2 separate regions of the Homo sapiens genome follow, and region 2 is linked to region 1. A link is a loop called in an ENCODE intact Hi-C map of the cell type or tissue named here. Cell type or tissue: CD14-positive monocyte. All regions are shown on one strand. Links, peaks and the distances in the headings refer to the core of each region. The heading gives the core; the rest is flanking DNA. Region 1 overlaps GPR141 (G protein-coupled receptor 141). Region 2 has its middle 8.4 kb from the start of GPR141.

Region 1 (11,461 bases), core at 1,300-9,299:
CAGCTCCCACTTCCCTTGTAGGTAACCAGAACTTGCATCCTCACCTTTAGAGAGTCAGCAGCAATGGTGAACTCCTCAAGTGAGGAGAGAAAGGATAGCTCAAATCCAGAAGCCTGCTCTTTGGTGAAAAATGATGTCTTTGATGAGTGAGGCTGCAGATCTAACTTTACTTGAAACTGCCTAAAAAATATATATATACATTTTTTTTTGCTATTAAAAAAACCATAGAAAACCCAAGAGAGTCCTTTCAAACTTCAGAAATAGGATGTACAGAGGAGGAGGACTGTGAGAGAGAGTTCGAATATGAACAAAGCAGGGGGCAATTTTTATATGTTACTTAGGCATATAACCTTCTGCAGTGAATTTCTTTAGAGTTGATATTTCTTTTTTATTGTTTCCCACACTGCTTCAGATATTTTCAGACAGATTTTTTTGGTTTTGGTTTTTTAGCTACACTGAGCTCGTCCTTAATGTGGGAGCTGCCATCCCAGAATCTTTTCTCAATATATTTTGGATGAACTGCTGCTTGAGTTTCCCTGAGTGAGTGATTAAAGTGACTGTTCCTATTTGTTTTCTGCAAACACAACAAACTATAATTCGTTCTAAGGAGAGCTCAAAGGCAGGAAGCCATTTGTCTGCTGACAACCTTTTCTCAGAACAACCTGTGATGCCTCTTCTAGCTGGGGCTGGACATCCATCCTGGCTCCCAACTGGTGTCCTTGAGGTGGGGCCTATGGGGCTGGACTTAAAGCATAGTTCTCTTGATTAGAAGCTGCCGTCTGTCCTGCTGGGCCTCTGGAGTCTGCCTTTAGTAGTGCTGTGTCACAGGAATAGTCCCAGACTGAGACACAGAACCTGGAATTTAGCCAGTGACAAGCCGTGCTAGCTTTCAAAGGTCGCTGTGTGGGCCTCGGTGTCTTCCTTAGTTAAATGGGTGCACTGGATGCTATAATCTCTAGGTTTCACTCTGACACTAAGAATTTGTGATTTTTTCTTCTGATTCCTGGTCCAAGGGTTCCTTCTCTCCTGGAGATGGAGACACCATGACCACTCTCATGGATCTTTTCTTCTTGGAAGAAGGGGTGAATATAGAGAATGACAAAGAAAAAGTGAGATGACAGTGATCAGTGTTATGAAGAACATGGCTTGGGTAGGGCTGGTTCCTTGTATTGAGTGGTCAAGAATCAAGAAGGTGAATCTGCAGTCCCATCTGTTCAAGGTGCAGCAGAAAGAAGTGAAGCCAGGGATGGAGCGGGGAGCAAGGAGGAATGAGCGGCCACATCAGAGGGACCAGGCCTGCGAACTTGAGCAGGGTGAGGCATCCAGGGCTCCTGGTTCCTGGCACGGCATCCTCCTAGTCCTCTAACCAGGGAGTTTCCTGCTCTGCCCTTGATATGAATGAATGAAGGCAGTCACCGGCAGCATTGATTCTCTGTCAATAATTCTCCCCCTCCTCCCTCATCCCCAAGGCTCAGCTCAGACGCAATTTCTTTCTCTCTTTTTTTGCACAATGGCTTTACTGAAATATAATTCACCAACTATAAAAGTCATTCTTTTTTCAAAGGACAACTTTATGGTTGGTGAACCACAATTCAGTGGTTTTTAGTGTAGTCACAGAGTGATAGACAAAATTTCTTCTTTTTGTAGGTGGAAGAAGGAACAAATTATAAATTGTGTGATTTCAGATGTCTGGACTTTTCATTCTTTTATTTTAAAATATGTCTATTTACCATGTTTGCTTTGTTTTTTTTTTTCCTTCCTGCCTCTGTTACTGCTATTACTGTGTTCCATTTTTCCTTCTCATAATTTGCAAGCCATACATGCAACTTTGGTTCACTAATTGATTGCTCTTAAGTTTTCATCAAGAAGTTATATTCATTTTTATTTCTCTACACTTAAACAGTACCTTTAACCTCCTCCCCACCAAAAAATACTGAGATATTCACATACAATTTCTCTCTTTTATTTCCCTCACTGCCACCATGTGGAAACCAATGGGTGTTTTAATTTGGTATGAACATGAGCATTTTAGGTTTAAAATGTGTTTCACTGCATTTTGACTGTAGGAAGTGAGATCAAAGGACAGAGAGCGGGGAGGAGGGATCACATCCTGTAAGGCCTTTCAGACCATTTCCAAATCTTGATTTGATTCTGAGAAAGGTGAGAAGCCATTGGAGGATTGAGATAAGAAGAATGACATCTTCTAATTTACATTCTGAAAGATTACTCTGGTTGCTGAGTTGGGAATAGGGGAGTTAGGAGTAAAAAATGGGAGAATTCATGGGCTTGCTGTAATAATCCCATTAAGAGTTAATGTGGCTGAATCCCAGTTGTTGCAATTTAGGCAATGAAGAGTTGACCAACTCTATGTTTATTTTATGTAATTTTTCATAATTTTTAAATTTAGAAATAATTTTACACAAAACATTTACAATGTTAGAAGAATGATAAAGAGCTCCAATATAACCTTCACCCAGATTCCCCAATTGTAATCTTTTCCACATTGGTTTTTCTCTTTTTGTATATCCATATTGTAATTTTTTGGATTGATTTGATAATAAATAGAAAGCATGCTGCCTTTATCCTTATAGTATGTGGTGTATATTATATAAGAACAGGATATTCTCTTATACAACCACATACAATGGTCAAGATCAGGAAAATAACATTGATACAATTCTATTATTTAATCTGCAGACTGTGTTAATATTTGGCCAATTATACCAGTAATATCCTTTATAGAAAAAATCTGGCCCATGGACTCTATGTGGACTAATATGAGAGACAGGGGATAGGAGTTGCTGAAGGAGTGGAGGTGAATTATGGGAGAAAAAGAGGAATTAGGGATAATTGTAAGATTTTTCACGTATGCAAATAGAAAATGGAGTTCGTATTACTAGTTAAACTGCGAGGACTTTGCAAGGAAGAAGTTTTTGTGTATGTCTGGGGCACAGTTCAGCCTTGGATATACTAAGTTTGAGATGTTTATTATACATCGAAGTGGATATGCTAATTTGTTCTTTGTGATTTGAAATAACATCTTTATGTGTCTAAATCTGAGTCTTTTCTAGTAGTTTAGCTCAGTGCTGGGTGGGACCTTTCAACATAAACATTTTATCTTTTCTATGTGTAGAAAATGTCCTTTAATTATTTATCTGAGCATTTCATTCTCTTTTGCTGTCTCCAGATGATGTTGGAACTTCTATTAATAGTTTTGTTCTTGGGGTTTTTTAGCTTTTCTTTTAAATCTTCCATCTCTTGACCTTTTTTGCTTCTATCTGTGGGAGTATTCTCAACCTTCTTACAAGCTCATTGATTGTGTGGTTTGGTACATTTTAATTAAAATAACAACTCTGAGTCTTATTTCACACCATTCTCTTCTCTCTGAGGACATTTTAAAGTTACTTTTTTCCACTTTGCCCTCTTAGCAAACCAACCCATCTGTTAGTTCTTTTGTCTGGGAAATTTGGTATCCATCTAATGTGTCATTAGCTCTCCTAAAATATCCAGTGACTGTTCTTTGTCTTTTTACTGTTGAATGTGGATGAAGTTACCTGAAGCATGTACTTTTCTTTTCCAAGCCCAGACTCTTCAATTTTTGTTTAATTTGGGGGCAAGCTCTCCTAGGTGGGTGTCATCTTGCTCCAATCCTTATAATATTTAAACTTGAATAACCCTTTGCCAACTATCCAATCTGTTGCCAAAACAAGCTTTCAAAATTGAAATATTAAGATGTCATTTAGTATTCTAAAATTCCCTGCATCCCTCATAATTTTCAGAATAAAATTGAAAATCCTTAGAGTGGCAACATGCCGTAAATATGGGAATCCTCATGTACAGATTCTCACCCACGTTCTCCTAATATGTCAAATGTTCCAGGTACATCAAACTATTGGTAATTCCCCGAATGTGCATCCAAGCCTTTGCCCAGAATCTTCTCTTTCCCTGGAGTGCTTTATTTCCTCCTCTCTACATCTAGAACTTCAATGCACCCTTCAAGATCCAGTAACTGCTACATATCTGTACCCAAGCATCTTTTACTTTATTTTGATGCCTTCATCCTCAAGTACCTCTTAAATAATTACTGCTCTTTCTGAATTCTTGCAGCATTTTTCACGTACCCATAGGTGTTTCTGTAAATAATTGATGTGCCTCTTTCTCTCCTACCAAACAGGAGATTTAAAAGCGGTGATGTGTTTTATTCATTTCAGAATCTTTGCTACCTACTGTACAGTAGACAGTTAGAGTGATATCACTTGTTTAATAAATTAAGTGAGAAATCCCAAAGTAGGTTATACTTGTTTGTCTGTTTTAAAATGGTGCAGGGAGGGGTTCTGGTGACTAAGGTCTACACGCTAATGAGCATTTGGATTATTTAATGTTATTTTTCAGGGTTCTATAAATTGTGTAGGACTCTCATTTTGTAGGCTGGTCTCTGATGTTGGCTCTACCATAGGTTTCTTATAAAACAGCCACAGAAACCACTTCCATATCTCACTTTTGACATTGATGTAGTCCTCAGGCCATGGACAATGACCACTGAGACCCAAGCAAGGTTGTGGGCAAGGCTTTGGGAAGGGGGTTGATAAGATACAAGGGAATAGCCACCAGCCAGGCCTCAGGAAGACCTGAGGAGCTCTCTTGTGTGTGGGATGAGATCAGACCAGAATCACAAGAGAATCATGCAGGCAGGATGGGAGAATCCTGGTGCACCAGGATAGGGCAGAGGCTTGTTTAGAGCTACAAATACCAGCAAGGCCTGGCCTGGTATGTCAGGTCAGCTAATATGTCAGTTCCCACAGCTCCCATAGACAATGGGATGCCAGGGAAAGTTTTTAAAAAGAGAAGTGAAATCATTGATGATGCAATTTGGACTTCATTCTAGTTGTTTAGCTGTACATTTGGGTCCTAGAGAAACAAGAAGCAAGCTGGAGGTATGAAAGAGAACATTCCAAGAATGACAGGTAAGTCTGAGTCACAGCTCGAGGCTGAAGGAAGGGGGTTAGAGAGGAGGTGTCCCTTGAAATAGAAGCTGAGGCCAGCTTGCAAAGGGCTTACATGTCATGGTAGGAACTCAGAGTTTTTTCTTTTCTCTAACAGTAACCAAAGAAGGATTTTAAGCAGAGACATGACAGAGGGCAGGGGAAAATCAGAGTTTGAGGCCAGGCTTCATGATGACCTTCCAAGGTCAATCACAGAGGTAAAGAGGGGATCCTCATGTGGAACAAGGAGGTCCACAGCCAGCCAGAGAGGCAGCCCTGTCCCCTGAGAGAGCTGGCTCTGGGTTTGCAGTTTATTTCTGGGATCCTGATGTCAGTTGTTGGTCTAGATCCAAATGTGGCCATATCCAAAAAATGTTTAATCCAGTCAGGGCACTTTTTCACCATTATTTCACCCATTCAGTTAACAACTCATGACCACTATTTAAAAATTATATGCTAGTTTTGAAAGAAATTCAAAGTTAAAAACAAGTCCACAAATGACTAAAATAATTAAAACAGAGAATAAGACAACAAAGGTAGGACTGAAAGGCACCTGTAAAGCTTTTTGAGAAAGGAGCTGAGAATGTCCCGGGGGCCTGAAGGGCTTGAAAGAAAATGCAGTCTGTGTTTACACCTCAAAGATGTGCAAGACTGTGTGAGTGGGGGTAATATTTTGGGAAGAGAAAGCGCAATGAAGATATATAGGTGAAATATCTAAGTAGCATCAACAAATAACTGTTGTTAATGTTGTTTAAAAAACAATTCCCTGGCTTCTTGTATTTGGAATGGATTGTCTCCGTGGAAGCAGAAACTACCTCTCTCTTACCTTCTTTCAGGTTTTCCTGGGATCAGCTGCACTCCTTAGCAAAAGTATATTGGAGAATCAACTGAGAAAGTAACTGAGACATTTCAATCATTTCTAGGTGTAAAGAAAGACCAGATCCCAGGAAAATATTACGGTCAGTTCAATGCCTAAGTATAACACCAGCATCACTGGCTGGGACCCTCAGAACCTACTCTCCTATTTTCCCTTCATCTTCTTCTCTTCTTTCTTTTTCTTATTCCTTTTCTTTGTTTCCCCCCTTCTTTCTCTTCTCTCTTTTCCTCCCTCACTTTCTTGATCTCTCGCTCTCTTTCATGAATTCACTGAATCATTGCAGAAGTACTTGACACATACCATGTTCCAAATTCTGAGCTACGGCACATGCTATATTTTTCTACAAAATAAAGTGTGAGGTGGATCTCTAAATAATAATAACAAGTGTATCTCAAACAGTCTATCCTGGGCACCTTGTAAGCTTCAGTTGTTTTCTCTTCAAAGTGCCTGTGTCCCAAAGCTCAGGACAAATTTCAAAACCTGAACCTGAATATTAAGAAATCTAAACATATATCATCTAAAGCTGGCATCCAGGAAAACAGAGCTTTTCGTTTGATCAGAGACTGCATATTTCTTACCTGCAAGTGTTTGTTTTAACCACACTTGGCAGGTTCTGTATATAACACGCGTCAAAGCCATCAGTTGCACTTGTTTTTGTGACTGCAGGTGCTGGCTTGCTTGTTCCAGGGTCCCAGGGCCCGGCCATGGCCATGGTGTTTGTCTCTCAGGCTTGTCTGTCTCATACCTGGCAGGCTCACTGCTTCACAGCTCACTGTGTCTCTCAGACATTCTCTTGGCTTTCCCACAGTCTCAGGGACTGTTCTAAATAGCAAGCTAATATTCTGAAGTGAGGTATTGGAAGCATTTCTGAGAAGCATTTATTATTTTTGTATGTGCTCAATTTTTTAGCAATGAAGACATTTCCTTTCAAGGTTGTTAAGCTTTGAACTTTCCATTTTGTGAAAAGGCTCGAAATTTCCTTCATTCTTTGTGGGCATCCAACTCTAACAGACACATAAATTAATAGACTAGGAAATATTTAACGGTCTAAGTTCAAACAAATATGTTTACTTTGGCTGAATTGATGTTGCTATTAATTGCTATTGAAATAAACCACTGTACAAAGAAATATGCCCTGGAGGATAAATGTGACACTGCTAAAATTAAAACTCAAATGAGAATTATCTGCAGATTTTAATGTTTCAAATTCAATTTGGAGAATTCAGTTCTTTAATGTAATACTGATAAAATCATGTTATTGATCCTGCATACTCATCTCTTCTCAGGGATTAGAGACAGGCTGTTACGAGTATGTAGCAATCCCCCTTGTACCTGCATAGGTGGGGAGGTGATTGTCCAGCTCTGCTGGTCGGGCACTGGATGTAGTCATGGCTGCAAGCAAGTCATGCACGTGGAGAACGAGGTGTCTCTCTGAAAGAAATGTAGAGAGAAAATTTTAGGTCAACTAATTAAAAATTCCCATCAATCTCTAGAATAGCATCCCATATGCAAAGGAATACTCTGTCGCCCAGGCTGGAGTGCAATGGCAGGATCTCGGCTCACTGCAAGCTCCGCCTCCCGGGTTCACGCCATTCTCCTGCCTCAGCCTCCCGAGTAGCTGGGACTACAGGCGCCCGCCACAACGCCCGGCTAATTTTTCTTTTTTTTTGTATTTTTAGTAGAGACGGGGTTTCACCGAGTTAGCCAGGATGGTCTCAATCTCCTGACCTCGTGATCCGCCCGCCTCGGCCTCCCGAAGTGCGGGGATTACAGGCGCAAAGGAATACTTCTTATACAGATATATAATTTTTTTGTCCCATTAGGAAAAAATTGTGCCCCAATCGCTTTCTGTCCTTTCTTACTAAATGTGAATCTTGAAATGTTTATTGCTTCATGGTGTTCCTCCATTTGGCCCCATCCTAGTTCTTGCTTTGCTTTTAGATGCTGGGGAGCCATCTTGGGAGTAGGGTGCCCATTACATGAGATGAAGTGGTCTTCAAGGGGACAATAAGGGAGTAAGTGCCTTGTAGAAAGAAGCAAAGTAAAGAGGAAGAGAGGTTTCTTTGTTTGTTTTTTTTATTTTTATTTATTTATTTATTTTATTTTTTTATTATACTTTAAGTTCTAGGGTACATGTGCACAACGTGAAGGAAGAACTTTCTAACTTCTCCTTTTCTTTCTCTCTCTCTTTTTTTTTTTTTTTTTGAGATGGAGTCTCACTCTGTCACCCAGGCTGGAGTGCAGTGGCGTGATCTCGGCTCACTGCAACCTCTCTTTTTGTTATTAGGTTGTTGCAAAAGTAATTGCGGTTTTTGTCATTGCTTTGAATGGCAAAAACCGCAATTACTTTTGCAACAACCTATTACCTAGGCTAGAGTCAGAGCCCCCTCACCTTGAGAGTGATGAGTTGCGAGAGTCTGCCCCCAGCAGGCAGATTGAGAGAGTGCATGGTTTAGCAGAAGGATAATTTTAGCTGTAGTCCATGGGACAGAATGGAGATGTTGCAATTTGATGCAGATCATCTGAAAGTCTTGTGCAATGTCCTGATTAAGTGTGGACAGAGCACCATAAAAAAGGAATTTGGAAGTTGGAAACATGCTGAGTTCAGGCAGACATAAAAGGCAGCATCTGGAAAACCTATCAGGACTCAATTTCAGGACAAGTGATCATAGGTAGGTGGGATCATGGAACTTGACCTCAAGGTTACACTATAGGAACAATAAATAGGTTATGAAGATAATGAGCAGATAAACAGCACCACCAAGGAGTCTCAGTAATAGATATGTAACAAAGGAGCAGAGCAGGACTCTTTATAAGAGCTAGATGGTCGTAAGGAGAGGATTGGCACAGCAGTGGTTCATGCAGAATCTCCTGAGACGCAGATAAAACTTAGTTCTGATTGGGAGAAGGTTATTACAAAGCTTGAGGTGGAGATGTAGTCACAGGAAAGTAGCAAGAATATATGGGGGAGCTGAGACATGAAGAGGCATTTCCTAGAAGGGAAAATTAGGCTTTAAAGTCAGGCAGATGGGTTTGCCTGGGAAACAATCAAGAGCGCTGAGTCTGAGCCAGGGAGCTGGTGGGGAGTGAGCCAAAGTGTGTCAGGTAAGGCAGAGAACCAAAACCAGATATCAGGTGACAAGTCAAGAATGAGTAACATAGAGTACATGAATAGGTCTGGGCGGGGCTGAGAAGATATGGACTTGGCTCTATGTGCTTGGCTAGCTGAATGTTTTGCAGCTATATCTACAGGTGCTTTTATTATCATACAGCCTGGCAAGGAATGTTATTATAAACAGCTTGGGTCCTAGGTTTTGGGATGGGAAGAAGCCCCAGCTCCTGGGAATAACTGTGATGTCACCATAACACATGGTGACTTGTCCCAGCAAATGGAGCAGGGACGTGGATGAGGAAAACCACAGATAAGTATTACAGCCAGGCAGGGTGGCTCACGCTTGTAATCCCAGCACTTTGGGAGGCTGAGGCGGGTGGATCACCTGAGGTCAGGAGTTCAAGAAGAGCCTGGACAAAATGGTGAAACTCCGTCTCTACTATAATACAAAAAATAAGCCAGGTGTGGTGGCAGGCACCTGTAATCCCAGCTACTCCGGAGGCTGAGGCAGGAGAATCACTTGAAGCCGGGAGGCGGAGGTTGCGGTGAGCCGAGATCCCAGCACTGCACTCCAGCCTGGGTGACAGAGTGAAACTCCATCTCAAAAAAAAAAAAAAAAAGAAAAAAGAAAAGAAAAAAAAAGTATTGCTAGGATTAGCATCACTGTTAGTTACCATTCCAGTTATTGCCCACTTGCTAGACCCCTCAGAAAAACAGAAGTTTGCAGGAATTTTGCAGCCAAAAGGTGATGTTTAAAATATTCCTAGAAGATTTTTTCCACTTCATACGTTGGATATTTATCTCATAAATTAATCAATATTGGCCGAGTATCGTGCCCCATGCCTGTAATCCCAACATTTTGGGAGATCAAGGCAGGTGGATTTCTTGAGCCGAGGAGTTTGAGACCAGCCTGGGCAACATGGTGAAACCCTGTCTCCACAAAAAATACAAAAGTTAGGCCAGGCGTGGTGGTGCACACCTGTAGTCCTAGCTACTGGGAAGGCTGAGGTGGGAGGATCACTTGAGCACAGGAGATCAAGGCTGCAGTGAACCATGATGATGCCACTGCACTCCAGCCTGGGCAACAGAACAAGACTGTCCCAACTCATTAATTACTCAATTAATCAATATTAATTATTATGTTGTATATTGTTTTAATTTTGCATAAATTATCTAATTTGTCTCATAACGACTATATGAGGTAGGTAGGGCTTATCCACATTTTAGGTGAGAGAAATAAGCCTCAGAGAGGTTAAGTAGTTTGTTCACAGTAACACTGCAAACAGTAGTAGAAGCAAGAATTGAAGTAACGCATTGTTCTCTTAGCTACATGTTATGAATATTTAATTACTCTTCCACTTCATATTTAGAGACTATCTTCTATGTGTTGGCTATTGCTATGGATAAAAGAGTGGAAAATAATAAAAACATGCACAGTCCTTGTCCTTGTGGAGCTTAGGAGCTTACAATCTAGGGGAAAGAGGGAAGATACCAGCAACCAGCACCCATTAACCCAAGTGATTATTTAATCACCCTTGTAGAGGTGATTCTTTTATCTTCAGAAGAGGAGAAAAGAGAAGGTCAGATAGATCTCATGTAGTGTAGGAGTTCTCTGACTTATCTTCTGAAAGAGATCTTACCAAGTAGATCTTACCTAGTATGGGAGTCAGAGAAAACTTCCCTAAAGAACTGATAGTAGACTTAAGACCTGAAGGATTAGTAGATGGATGGGGAGGGGAGAGAAGAGGTGTTGGTGCTAAGGCAAGAAAGAGCTTGAGGCATTGAGTGAAGATAAGGTGTTATGGAGTGTGGCTGCTGCCAGCAGGGATTAGATGATGCACTTTAAAATGTACAAATAACAGTACTATAACATATTTACATTATAATTGAAATTTATAAAAGTTAGGGAACTAATCTTTGTATGTTGGGGAGGAAGTTACCTTTCTCTTGTTAATTCAATTAATTTCAAGACTGTAAGAATGTATTGCACTACTGAAACATTAAAAATTGCGTTAGCTTCTGCATCTTCATGGGATGGAAGGTTGATCAACTGATTAGAGCTCCCACCAGGAATAATCCAAGAAATCAAATAAAGTAAAATACAGAAGTTATTTGCTTGAAGACAGTGGAGCACAGCTGAGGCAATTAGTGAAGAGGTCATGACTCCCAAGGAGAGAAAAGCTCAAAGCAACTTCTTTCACAACAGTAGCTTTTCCAATTCAGAGCTGAGAATCCAAATTCTTCACCAATGCATGAAGACATTTTGATGAATTCTGGGACTTGGGGGGATGGGAGACTAATATCCTAAGCCTTAAAACAGCTGAAAAATATAGCAAAGATGTCAGCAGTTTTATAAGACCAGGATTTGAAGTCAGGCCAGATTCATCAGAAAAAGTGGTCAGAGATAAGACTATTGACTGTAGCTAAAATTACAAAGGGGGCTAAGGAGACCCAGAAGTACACTAAGCCTTACTAGAACTGCAAACAAGG
Region 2 (11,461 bases), core at 1,936-9,935, 54 kb before region 1:
AAGGTTGAAATAGCAAGTGGCATCAATGAAAAAGGCACAGTGGGCATTCATGAAAAAAGCTCTTCAGAGGGGTTTCTCGAAATATGGAGAGAGAGGATTTTCCTGCCTTTCCTGTAGCCTTTGTCATACAAAAAATATCAGTTAAGTGCAAAAAGAACAATCAATTACTCAGCAATACTTCATCACCCACTGAGATAATTCTAAAGAAATCACAGAAACTTGTATTTATCAGTTACCTGACACTAGTTATATATCAGGTATGTGTCATGTACATTTTCTTTTCACAGTAATCAGGTGAGGTAAGTATTATATTCCTGTGGTTTTTTTTTTTTCATGAAGAAATTGTGGTTTGTCAACTTGGCCAAGTCGACAGAGGGACATGACACATGTTAGCTCTGGCTGCTGGCAGCACAGTTAAATTGTCTCTTAAGGATGCAAATGGTCTCTTTTTCTCTTCAGTTGCAACTAGTAACACATATTGATTAAGTTAGGGATTTTTTTTTTTGCACTTAAAGAAATGGAAAGCTTAACTAAATATGACAAAAGTTACAGGCATTAAATTATCTCATATTAGAAGAATTTTTAGAATGCATGGAGGAACAGGGGTTTTGTGCAGTGCCTGGACAGATGTCAAAGACCCAGCTCTTTAATAATCCAGTACGCCAACCTCAGCATGTTGGGTACTTGTTCTTAGAAGTACCCCCTGCATGGGTACAGCTATGGAAGCTTGTTCTCATAACTCAGTTTCAAAAAGAAAGGACAGGTGTCTTTGTTATCTCCCTGCTAACCCCCTAAAAAATGGGAGAGCAAAGTCTTTCTCAGGAACCTCCAGTGGCTGTGCCTGTGTCATATTCCTATCTTTAGACCAATCACCAGCAAGGAGGATGTGCATCACCAAGGCTGGCTAAAAATTTATTGGCTGAGAATAGATCCACCAGAGCTGGGCACTTTGCCAACCAAACACAATTGACATCCCATTTGAAAGGAAGTGGGAAAATCCCTGGGTGAGCGATAGCTGTGTTTTCCAAAAATGTCAATATAGAGGAAATTTCATCCTTGTGTCAACTTTTGGTTCATGGTGTTTGGTACTTACTTTAGTTTCTGTAGATGAAGAGAAGGAAATAGAAGACTAGGAAAGATTCAATACCTGAAAACAATTGATAGATATATTGACTTGATGGTAGAGTACATTTAAATGAAGAATGAGGAAATTAGACAAACCTGATTCATAGTTGAGTTTTCCTATCATAAAACACACCACAGTTTTATTTCCTATTTAACTGATATGATGTGTAAGAAAAAACAAATACATATATTTAATAATATCAAAGCATGTCAAAACCTGTGGTTCCATCCTGGTCCCTATCAATAATGGAAGATGAAGTTTCAAATTGATTTAGTGATGACAATTTAGTGATCCTGATGACTTTCTGGTAATGGAGAACCAGAGGAGCAACTGTAGATGTAAACTGATTTAATTTTCTTTAGGTAATGCTGTTTCTAGGAAAGCAGAAGTTTTTTTTGTATGCTCCATTTCCTGGGTTGGCCATGGAGAGAGAAATGTAAGTGAAAAGATCGCATTTAACAGCTCTCATTTAGATTGTCCTGCACGTAGAGAATACATACAATGAATGTAATAATTGTACTATCTTGCAGGGTTGCCTGAGGACTCTATAAGATAATAGGAAGAAAATATTTGTTGAAGGCATAAGTATCCAATAAACGCTAGCAATAGGATTATAAATATCATAAATGCAAATCTGACTAACATAATACCAAGTAATAATAGTATTTGTTAATAATGGCCTTGAGCAAATTACCACAATATTTCTAGTTTGCTTCCCTATCTATAAAACGAAACTGATGATTCCTACCCTCATAAAATTGTTGTGAGGATAATATTAAAAAATTATGAAATTCTTACTGTCTGCCTGGCACAAAGTAAGCATCTGTCCATCTGCCCACTAAGCAAACATGTGAGCACATACAGTGTGTTTGGTGCCACTGTGCTAAGTGCTGGTGAAGCAGTAATAGATAAATCATCGTTCCTAATTTCATAGAAAATTCCCTATGAAATTAGGATAATCCAGATATTCCCTATGAAATTAGGATAACATAGGGAAATAGATAAATCATAGTTCCTAATTTCATAGACCCACCTTTCTGTTGAACTGTATACAAAATATGGATATCGAATCTAACAATTGAGTTTATTATGGTAGATAATTTAAGGTTTTGATGTGCAAGTTGAAATGGTAGTGAAAGTGAGAGTGTGTGAGAGGGAGACTGGTGCATAAAGGTGAAGGAATTCAAAGGCAAAGAGACTGTGTCTAATGGAGTGCTGGCAAATGCAAGGAGGCTGTTGAGTGACATTGCACAAGCAGATGACACGTTCCCTAGCAAAGGCAGAATCAAACTAACAGGCAGCTTCTGGACCTACGCTGTTAAGTACAATGCCTGGTGTAATAAGCATTTTTGAATGAATTGATAAAGTCATCCTTGGAGGAAATACACTCTGAAGATTCAGGGACCAAAATAAAGGATTAAGAGAAGGATGTTAAGTAAACAGTAAGCCACAGAATTTTTTTTTTTTTTTTAAAGAGAGTAAAACTCTTTTAAAGCCACTAAGGTGAAGACACAGTGTAGCTGTTTCTTATCTTTCTCAAGCAAGAGCTGGCCATTCTCTTTGAACCTCTCAGGGAATGAGTGAGTGTTAAAACTATCATTGATGATGAGTTCCAAGCCGGGACTCCATCAGAGAGAGAGATTGCCTGGAACTGAAGAAGCTAAATCTACCTTCAAGTCCAGGGTGCAGCCCAGGGCCACTAAAAGGAATTAAGGCTAAACTGTCAAGAGCTGAGTAAATGTAGACTTGGCAGTGTGATGATTAATATTGAGTGTCGACTTGATTGGACTGAAGGATGCAAAGTATTGTTCCTTGGTGGGTCTGTGAGGGTGTTGTCAAAGGAAATTAACATTTGAGTCAGTGGACTGGGAGAGGCAGACCCACCCTCAGTCTGGGTGGGCACCATCTAATCAGCTGCCAGCATGGCCAGAATAAAAGCAGACAGAAGAACATGGAAAGACTAGACTGGTTGAGTCTTCCAGCCTCCATCTTTCTCCCATGCTAGATGCTTCCTGCCCACGAACATTGGACTCCAAACTCTTCAGCTTTGGGACTCTTGGACCTTTGACCACAGACTGAAGGCTGCACTGTGGGCTTCTCTACTTTTGAGGTTTTGGGACTCGGACTGGCTTCCTTGCTCCTCAGCTTGCAGACAGCCTATTGTGGGACCTCACCTTGTGACCGTGTGAGTCAATACTCCTTAACAAACTCCCCTTCATATATACATCTATCTTATTAGTTCTGTCCCTCTAGAGAACCCTGACTAATGTAGGCAATGAGGCAAGAAGTTAAGGTTTAAGGTCAAAAGAAAAGGTCAGAGACTCTTCCAGTAAACGTGGCTAGGATGCCTGAAGCTCATAAATGGGAGCTGACTGGGCTTAGCCTGGATTAAAAGCTCTTGTTTGGTGATTCAGTTACTAGATCTATTTGATATGTGTACATGTGTGTGTTTGAAACTTATTGATGAATAAATACATTAAAAATTGAAATTCTGCCCTGATATTCTAAGCCTTCCTGCCTAAGACAAAATACCATTAGATTTCTTCTCTATTTATAGGGGTATTCTCTCCCACAGAGCAGGGCCTGCTGCTTTGTTTCTGGAAAAACACATTCTGCTTTAAAAATGATACTCTGTAACTCTGTTTCCTGAGAATTACACACGACTTGAATCTAGTCCTTTGCTGAGATGAAGTACAGATTTGAGGTGCATTCATATTCCCCATAAAATATGTTTGTCACCCTAGCAACTGCCCTAAAATACCTTGTAGTATCCTGACATGAGTATAAATACAATTTCTCATACTCTGAGAAGCCAAGCAAGTGACATAAGTTATTCCAACATCAGAAGTCTTCCAGGTGTAGACTTCAGGGTGGAAGCCAGGATATCATCATCATCATCATCATCATCATCATCATCATCATCATCATCTTCGTCATCTTCATGATATCACTATTTCTTTTCACAATATTTCTTTACAGGTGACAAAGGTTTCTACAACTAAATATAGTATCTGAATGCATTAAATGGTAAGAACCTTTGCCTCTGCACTGGTGGGGATGTTTGGTGGCCTCTGTTTCAGATCATTCTGAAGTGTGAAGTTTGAAATTTGTTGAACACTTTAAAGAGAAAATACTGCTTTAAACAAAGGTCACCAAATTGTAAAACAAAGAAATTTTCAAAAAATCTATAATAGAGATATAGGCAATTACCCCACTGTTGTAATTAGCAAAATGACGCTCAGAAAGTCTATATGGTCTTTCTACAGGCACTCAGTTTACTAGATGAAGGGGAGGAATTGAGTGCAGATGAACTTCCAAATCTCTTTGTACTACTGTGAATGCAGCATCTACATCCTAATTCACATGGCTGGAAAGCTCAGTTGCAAAAGGGATATTTTGGACAGGTTATCAGAATGAAGATGGACAATATTCATTAGTCACAGGTATGTGGTTTTCAGCGAGGCATTTGGCAAGGCCGCTGCTGGCTATGTTGACCTTACAGAAACACAGCCTGTATGATATTTGGAGAATACCTCCAGGCAAAGGACACTCGTGAATGAACTGGTGCCCAACTGGAGACTGTCAGGTAGCTGGTGGAGGACTTGTACCTCAGGTCTGTTGTTTTGGACAGTTTTTCACATCTTGAATGAGGTGAGTGGTCAGACTTAGGATCTAAAAAGTCCTGAAGAAGGCAGGAGCAAACTAAAGTTTAATAATGATTGATAAAAGGTCCTTCTCCTGGGTCCCAAATCACAGGATGGTGAAAGCTGTGCTTGAAGGCAGTTCTTAAAGCACCACATAAGAGGAGAGAAATTTTATTTCACAAATCGGAGCACACTGAAGGCATTTGGTGCAGTTCTGGATGAACACTTTAAGAAAGAGGAACTTACGGAAACTGAAGGATGTTGTAAACAGAGTGGCTGGGAGAATGGAGGAACTCAAAACCACATCATGTGAATATTGCTTTAGAAGATCACAGTTCCAGACACGGAGAAGGGAAGACTCAGACCGTACAAGACAATCATCTGCAGGGCTGTCAGGGAGAAAAGGGATTAAACTTTTTTTCTCCTTGGCTATAAGATGGGAATTTAAAATGTGGGTCGTTAGTATAAGGAAACATTTCAGTTTGTAAGTAATAAATAACTTTAAATGCCAGAGCTGTCAGAAGATGAACAACTAGAGACTGGATGGTACTTGGAGGGGTATCTCCAGTATCAGTGAGTAGTTCTGAACACTGAGATTCTGTGCTTCACAGATCCCTCCTTTGCTCTTTAAATATTTGGCATGTTATCACCACCCTCTTTTTTGTGTGGAGTCCCAATAATGGAAATCATCCTTTTTAGGTGATTCAGATAATTTTGAAGATCTGCAGCAGGGTTCAACCAGAGTTTACTTTGCACGTTGATTTAATAGGTGAGAGCTGGAAGCTCACAAATGCCATATGCAAATTTGTTCTAAATGAGCTCTAAATATGGATTTGGAACTAATTGTTCTGGCATCTATTTCAATGAGATAAAGCATTGGACAAATATATTTCAAAGTGAGGAAGAGGATGTTTTAGCATTGTTCCCAGGAAAATGAGCTCTAGCATGCAGGTAATTCAGAAAAGGAGGACACTTAATGTGAAGCTTCATATGAGAAAACAGAATGTTGGCTGAATCATTATTTAGAAATAATAGAACTGTGGGCTGAGGCGGGTGGATCACAAGGTCAGGAGTTCGAGACCAGCCTGGCCAAGGTGGTGAAACCCCGTCTTTACTAAAAATACAAAAATTAGCCAGGTGCAGTGGCACCCGCCTGTAATCCTAGCTACTAGGGAGGCTGAGGCAGGAGAATCACTTGAACCCAGGAGGTGGAGGTTGCAGTGAGCCCAGATCGCGCCATCGCACTCCAGCCTGGGCAACAAGAGCAAAAACTCCATCATAAAATAATAACGATAATAATAATGGAACTGTGAAAATAATTAGTGTCAAATCACCTGTACCAGTAAATTTTTAGTGTGGAACATTTAAAAATGAACTTTTATTATTTAAGTATATTGTTTACACAGAAAAATGCACAAATCACAGAGTGCAACCAGATGAGTTATCACAATGTCAGCACATTTGAGTGCTCGCCACCCAGATCAAGAGATAGCAGGGAAGTACCCCTTCTTCCCCTAATTGCTCCCACTCCTCCCATGCCTTCAGTGGTAACCACTGGCAGGGCTTGCAACATCATAGATCAGTTTTCCCTGTATTTAAACTTCATATAAATGTAACCACACAGTGAATTCTTTGTTTTTGGCTTCTTTTCTCAATACTATGTTTGTGAAATGCATCTATGTTTTTGCATGTAACATTATTTCATTCATTTTCATTGTTAAAGAGCAACTACGCGTCCATATTTTTTTTAAAAAAGAATACATTTTATTGTTAAGCCACATCAAGGATTATTTCCAGATTTTGACTACTGTGCTTTTTTCTGTTATGAACATTCTTGTAGTATTTTTGGCACATATACATATGCATTTTCTGTTGGGTACATATCTAATAATGAAATTGCTGCATCATGAGACAAAGGAATGTTGAGCTTGAGAAGTAAAGCTTTAGCTGTACCACTAGCAGCGTATGCAAATTCTATTTGCTCCACATCCTCCTCAATACTTGGTATTGTGGTTTTTTTAATTTTAGCCATTTGGTATATATTTAGTGGTATTCCATGGCTGTTTTTAATTATCATTTACCAAGTGACTAATTTAGATGAGTAACATCGCCTGTACTTATGAGAAAACCTTCTTTTGCAAATTGCTTATCCAGGTATTTTGTATGTACTAATTTTATTATATTATCTATCTTTTTTCTCATTTATACATATTTGATATGAATCTTTGGTCAGTTATATGAACTACAAATATCTGCTTTCATTCCATGGTTTCTCTTTTTACTGTCTTGATATCTTTGATGAGTATAAAGTCTTATTTTAAAGTAGTTTGACTCAGTCTCCTTTTTAGTGATTAGTGAGTTTTGTATTCTTAAAAAATTTTTCCTATACTCCAAGGTAAAGAAGATAATCTTTGTTATCTTCTAGAAGCCTTATTGTCTCACTTTTCACATTTAGGTCAACAATCTATCTGGAACTGATTTTTTGCAAATAATGTGAGGTAGAAACTCAAGATTCATTTTTCCCCCTGATTTGAATGTTTAATCGACCCAACATCATTTATTAAAAAGACTTCCTTCCTTCTTTCCTTCCTTCCTTCCTTCCTTCCTTCCTTCCTTCTCTCCCTCCCTCTCTCCCTGTCTTTCTTTCTTTCCCTCTTTCTTCTCTTCTTCTTCCCCACTGCTTTACATTGCCACCGTTTTTGTAAATAAGTGTTCATCTATGCGTGTGGATCATTTGCTGGACTCTATACTATATTTCTTTATGATTGTGCTAATACCATGCAGTTTTAATAATTTTAGCTTTAAAATAAATCTTGGTATCTGGTAATTCAGTCTTTCAAATATTTTAATTTTCTTCCATTTTCTTGGACATTTAAGGCGCTTTACATTGCCATATAAATTTTTGGATTTACTTGTTAATTTTCACAAAATCATTTATTTGGGTTTTTATTAGGAATATATTGAACATAGGTAGTTTTGGGGAAGCACTGCTATCTTCACAATATTGAACCTTTTTATGTGAAAGTAATGCATAGTCTTCCACCCACTGAGATCTTTGTTAATTTCTCTCAATATTTTATATTATTCTACATTGAAGACTTGCTTATCTACTGTTAAATTTATTCCTAGGCATTGAAGTTTTTTCATTTTGATGCTAATTAAAATGGTATTATTTAAAAAAATTGTATTATTTGCTTCTTTGTTGCAAGTGTGAAATGCAATTGATTTTTGAAAATTAATATGTAACTTTTGGCTTTACAATAGTTAACAAATTTATTCTATAAGTCTATCTATGGAGTCTTTGTATTTTATATGTATAAAATAATGTCCCTTGGAAATAAAGATTGTGTTATTTCTTTCTTTCCAATATTTATACCTTTTATTAATTATTTTGCCTCACTGCATTCTGTTAGGATCCAATAAAACATCTTTAGTAAGAGTGGCAACAGATGGCATCCTTGACTTATACTTGCTACCAGGAGGAAAGCATTCAATATTTTCCCATTAAAGCAGGTCGTTTGCTGTAGGATTTTGTATGTATCCATCTATTCTTCATTTGTAGGTGCCTTTTAAAAAATCATGGATGGATGTTGAATTTTATCACGATTTTTCTGCCTCTGTTTGAGAAGATCCTATGATTTTTCTCCTCTATTTTGCCTAGGTGGTGAATTGCACTCACTGATTTTTACATGTGTTGTCTTCTTGGAATAATTCTCGCCTGACCATAATGCCATGCCTTAGTGTGTGTGTGTGTGTGTGTGTGTGTGTGTGTGTGTGTGTTTTCTGAGTCAGGTCTCATTCTGTTGCTCAGGCTGTAGTGCAGTGACTTGATCATAGTTCACTGCAGTGTTGAACTCCTGGGCTCTTGCTTTGACCTCCCAAAATGCTGGCATTACAGACTTGAGCCACCATGCCCAGCTATAATTTATATATATGTATCACTAGATTTTATTTGCTAATATTTTGTTTACGAGTTTTGTGTCTATATAAATCAGAGTAGACTTTGCTTAGGTCCTTTATTATAATTTCCTCACTGGATTTTGCTATCAAAGTTACGATAACCTCAAAACATGAGTTAGAAATCTTTTTTTTCTGTGCTCTGGAATAATATATGTAAAATTGATGTTATTTCTAAATGTTTAGAAGAATTCACATAAAATCATTAGGCCTGGAAATTTGTTTTCAAAGGGTTGTAGTTACAGATTTCATTTCTTTTACTAGATATTAACTATTTGTATTATATATTTCTTCATGTGGCAGTATAGTATATAAATTATGGCTTTTTAAATTATTTCACCATTTTATTGAAATCATTGCTCTAAAACTGTTATGATATCTTTTTGTTAGCATTTTATTACCTGAGGGATTTGTAGTTAAGCCCCTTCTTTAAAAAAATCTTGATACTTGGATTTTGTGCCCTCTTTCTTTTTTTCTCTATTTTTCTAGAGATTCATTGAATTTATTAGTCTTTAAAAGAATGAACTTGTAGATTTATTTTCTCTTTTATATATTTGTTTTATCTTTCATTGACTTCTGCTTGATTTTTCTTCTTTCTTGCTGCTTACCTCGAGTTTCATTCATTTCACCTTTCCACCTCTACTATATGCATTTAAATATGACCTTAATTGTAATATTAAAGTTTTTATAAGTTGAATTTTCATTATCATTCAAATAACAGTATTTCCTAATTTTCATTTGTACTCACATTTTAGCTTGTGATTTATTTAGAAGTATATTGAGTACTTTTCAAACATATAAAGGTTTTAACATTATCTTTTTGTTACTGATTTCTAGCCTAATTGTGCCTTTTATCAGAAAATATACTCTGTATAGTTTCAGTCTTATTATATTTGTTATATTTGCTTTATATCTACCATTGGGTTAATTGAGGTTGTTCATATGATGTGAATTCTGCATTTGCTGAGTATAAGGAATATGAATTAGGTCAAGTTTATTGATTGCCTTGTTCAAGTGTACTATATTCACATTGAATTTTTGTTTGCTTGTTGTATCACAGAGAGGTTTGTTAAAATCTTCTACTATGATAATAAATTTGTCCATTTTCCCTTTCGTCATGTCATTGTTTTGCTTCACATATTTGAGACTAAAACTGCAACAAATTCAGAATTGTAATGTTTTAGAAAGATTGACACTTTTATTATGAAATTACCTCTCTTTGTTGCCAATAATGTTTCTTGCCTTAAAGTCTAATCTGGTAAGTGCTCAGTGCATTTACATATTATTATCATCAAATTTGGGGTTTTAAATTTGCTCTCTTACTCTTTGTTTTCTACTTATCTATTCATTCTATATGTCTTTTCTGTACTTTTTGGCATTTTTTTGGATAATATTTCTTCATTCCATTTTTTCCTGTTTTATCTTGCTAATTTTGTTGTTATTTTTTAGTCACTATTCCAAAGATGATGGTGAGCATTCTTGATTGATTAAAGTCTAATGTTAATTAGTACTTTTACCACCTTCAAGAAGATGCAAAGATTTTAGAACACTTGAATTCAATTTATATCTCTCCATGCTTTATCCCATTATTGTCAGGAATTTTGACTCTACCTATATTTCAAATCCTGTTAGGTGATTACTATTGTTATTGTAAATCTTTGATATGTACATAGGTTTACCCACACATTTGCTCTTTCTATTGCTCTTGGTTTCTTTGTGCAGTTCTGGCTCTCACCTGGGATTGCCTTTGCACTTTTGGAATCACTCCTTTTAGCATTTCCCTTAGTTCATGTTGGTGGGTTACAAATCATCATAGTTTCAGTTTGTCTGAAAATATTATTGTGTCATCAAGATGATGGATATTTTTATTGCATAAAGAACTCTAAATTAGCAGTTATTTTCTTTTACAATTTTGAAGATGTTGTTCCATTTCCTTTGGGTTCCATTGCTGTTGTTGAAAAGGCTGTCTTCAATCTTATTGTTGCACACTTAAAAGTTTTTGCCTCCGAACAGATTTTAAGTTTTGTTTTTGTTTTTTCTTTAGAGATGGAGGTCTCACTATGTTGCTTAGGCTGGTCTCAAACTCCTGGCTGAAAGCAATCCTATCATCTCAGCTTCTCGTGTAACATAATTTTAAAATTTCTTTCTTCATTTTTTTATTTCATATATTGGACCTTGGTAGAGTTTTTGTTGTTGTTTCTATTCTCTTTGGGATTCATAGTGCTTCTTGAGTCTATGTCTTTTTTTATTATGATTTTTTAAAAAATGTATTGCCCTTTAAAATATCGTTTCTTCCAAATTCTTCCTCTTGTTTCTTTCCAGAGCAACATTATAGGCATGTTAAAACTTTGCCCTATGTCTTTCATGACTTTTGTGTGATTTTATATAATTTTTATCTTTTTTTTGTTGCCATTATTCAATCTGGTATTTCTTTTTTTTCTTTTTCTTTTTTTTTTGAGACTGAGTTTTGCGCTTGTCACCCAGGCTGGAGTGCAATGGTGTGATCTTAGCTCATTGCAACCTCTACCTCCTGGGATCAAGCGATTCTCCTGCCTTGGCCTCCCTGGTAGCTGGGATTACAGGCACCCACCACTATGTCCAGCTAATTTTTGTATTTTTAGTAAAGACAGGGTTTCACCATGTTGGCCAGGCTGGTCTTGAACTCCTGACCTCAGGTGATCCACCTGCCTTGGCCTCCCAAAGTGCTGGGATTACAGGTGTGAGCCACCATGCC

What was found. A loop is a pair of places that touch in the nucleus more often than their neighbours do. Peaks named below come from ENCODE experiments on the same cell type or tissue, not always from the same donor. Only the 100,000 strongest peaks of a DNase experiment are listed, where the experiment ranks them.
Region 2: a loop joins it to region 1, with 2.1 times the contacts of the local background. A loop is called at or near these places in 3 of 110 quality-filtered maps.

Annotation. Positions count from the first base shown.
Region 1 is chr7:37,724,098-37,735,558 of GRCh38, forward strand. The region is part of intron 2 of GPR141 (G protein-coupled receptor 141); the gene reads left to right. Among named protein-coding and RNA genes, the nearest start is that of GPR141, 46 kb to the left of the region's middle. RefSeq lists a silencer at 4,940-5,049. In CD14-positive monocyte, for the core only: a CTCF peak has its summit at 8,258 (motif pointing left); DNase peaks (open chromatin) are centred at 4,854 and 8,364; H3K4me3 peaks cover 2,318 bases; H3K27ac peaks cover 6,077 bases.
Region 2 is chr7:37,669,686-37,681,146 of GRCh38, forward strand. No RefSeq gene overlaps it. Among named protein-coding and RNA genes, the nearest start is that of GPR141, 8.4 kb to the right of the region's middle. In CD14-positive monocyte, for the core only: no CTCF peak of the experiment used is centred there; DNase peaks (open chromatin) are centred at 2,396, 5,046 and 6,286; H3K4me3 peaks cover 3,648 bases; H3K27ac peaks cover 4,739 bases.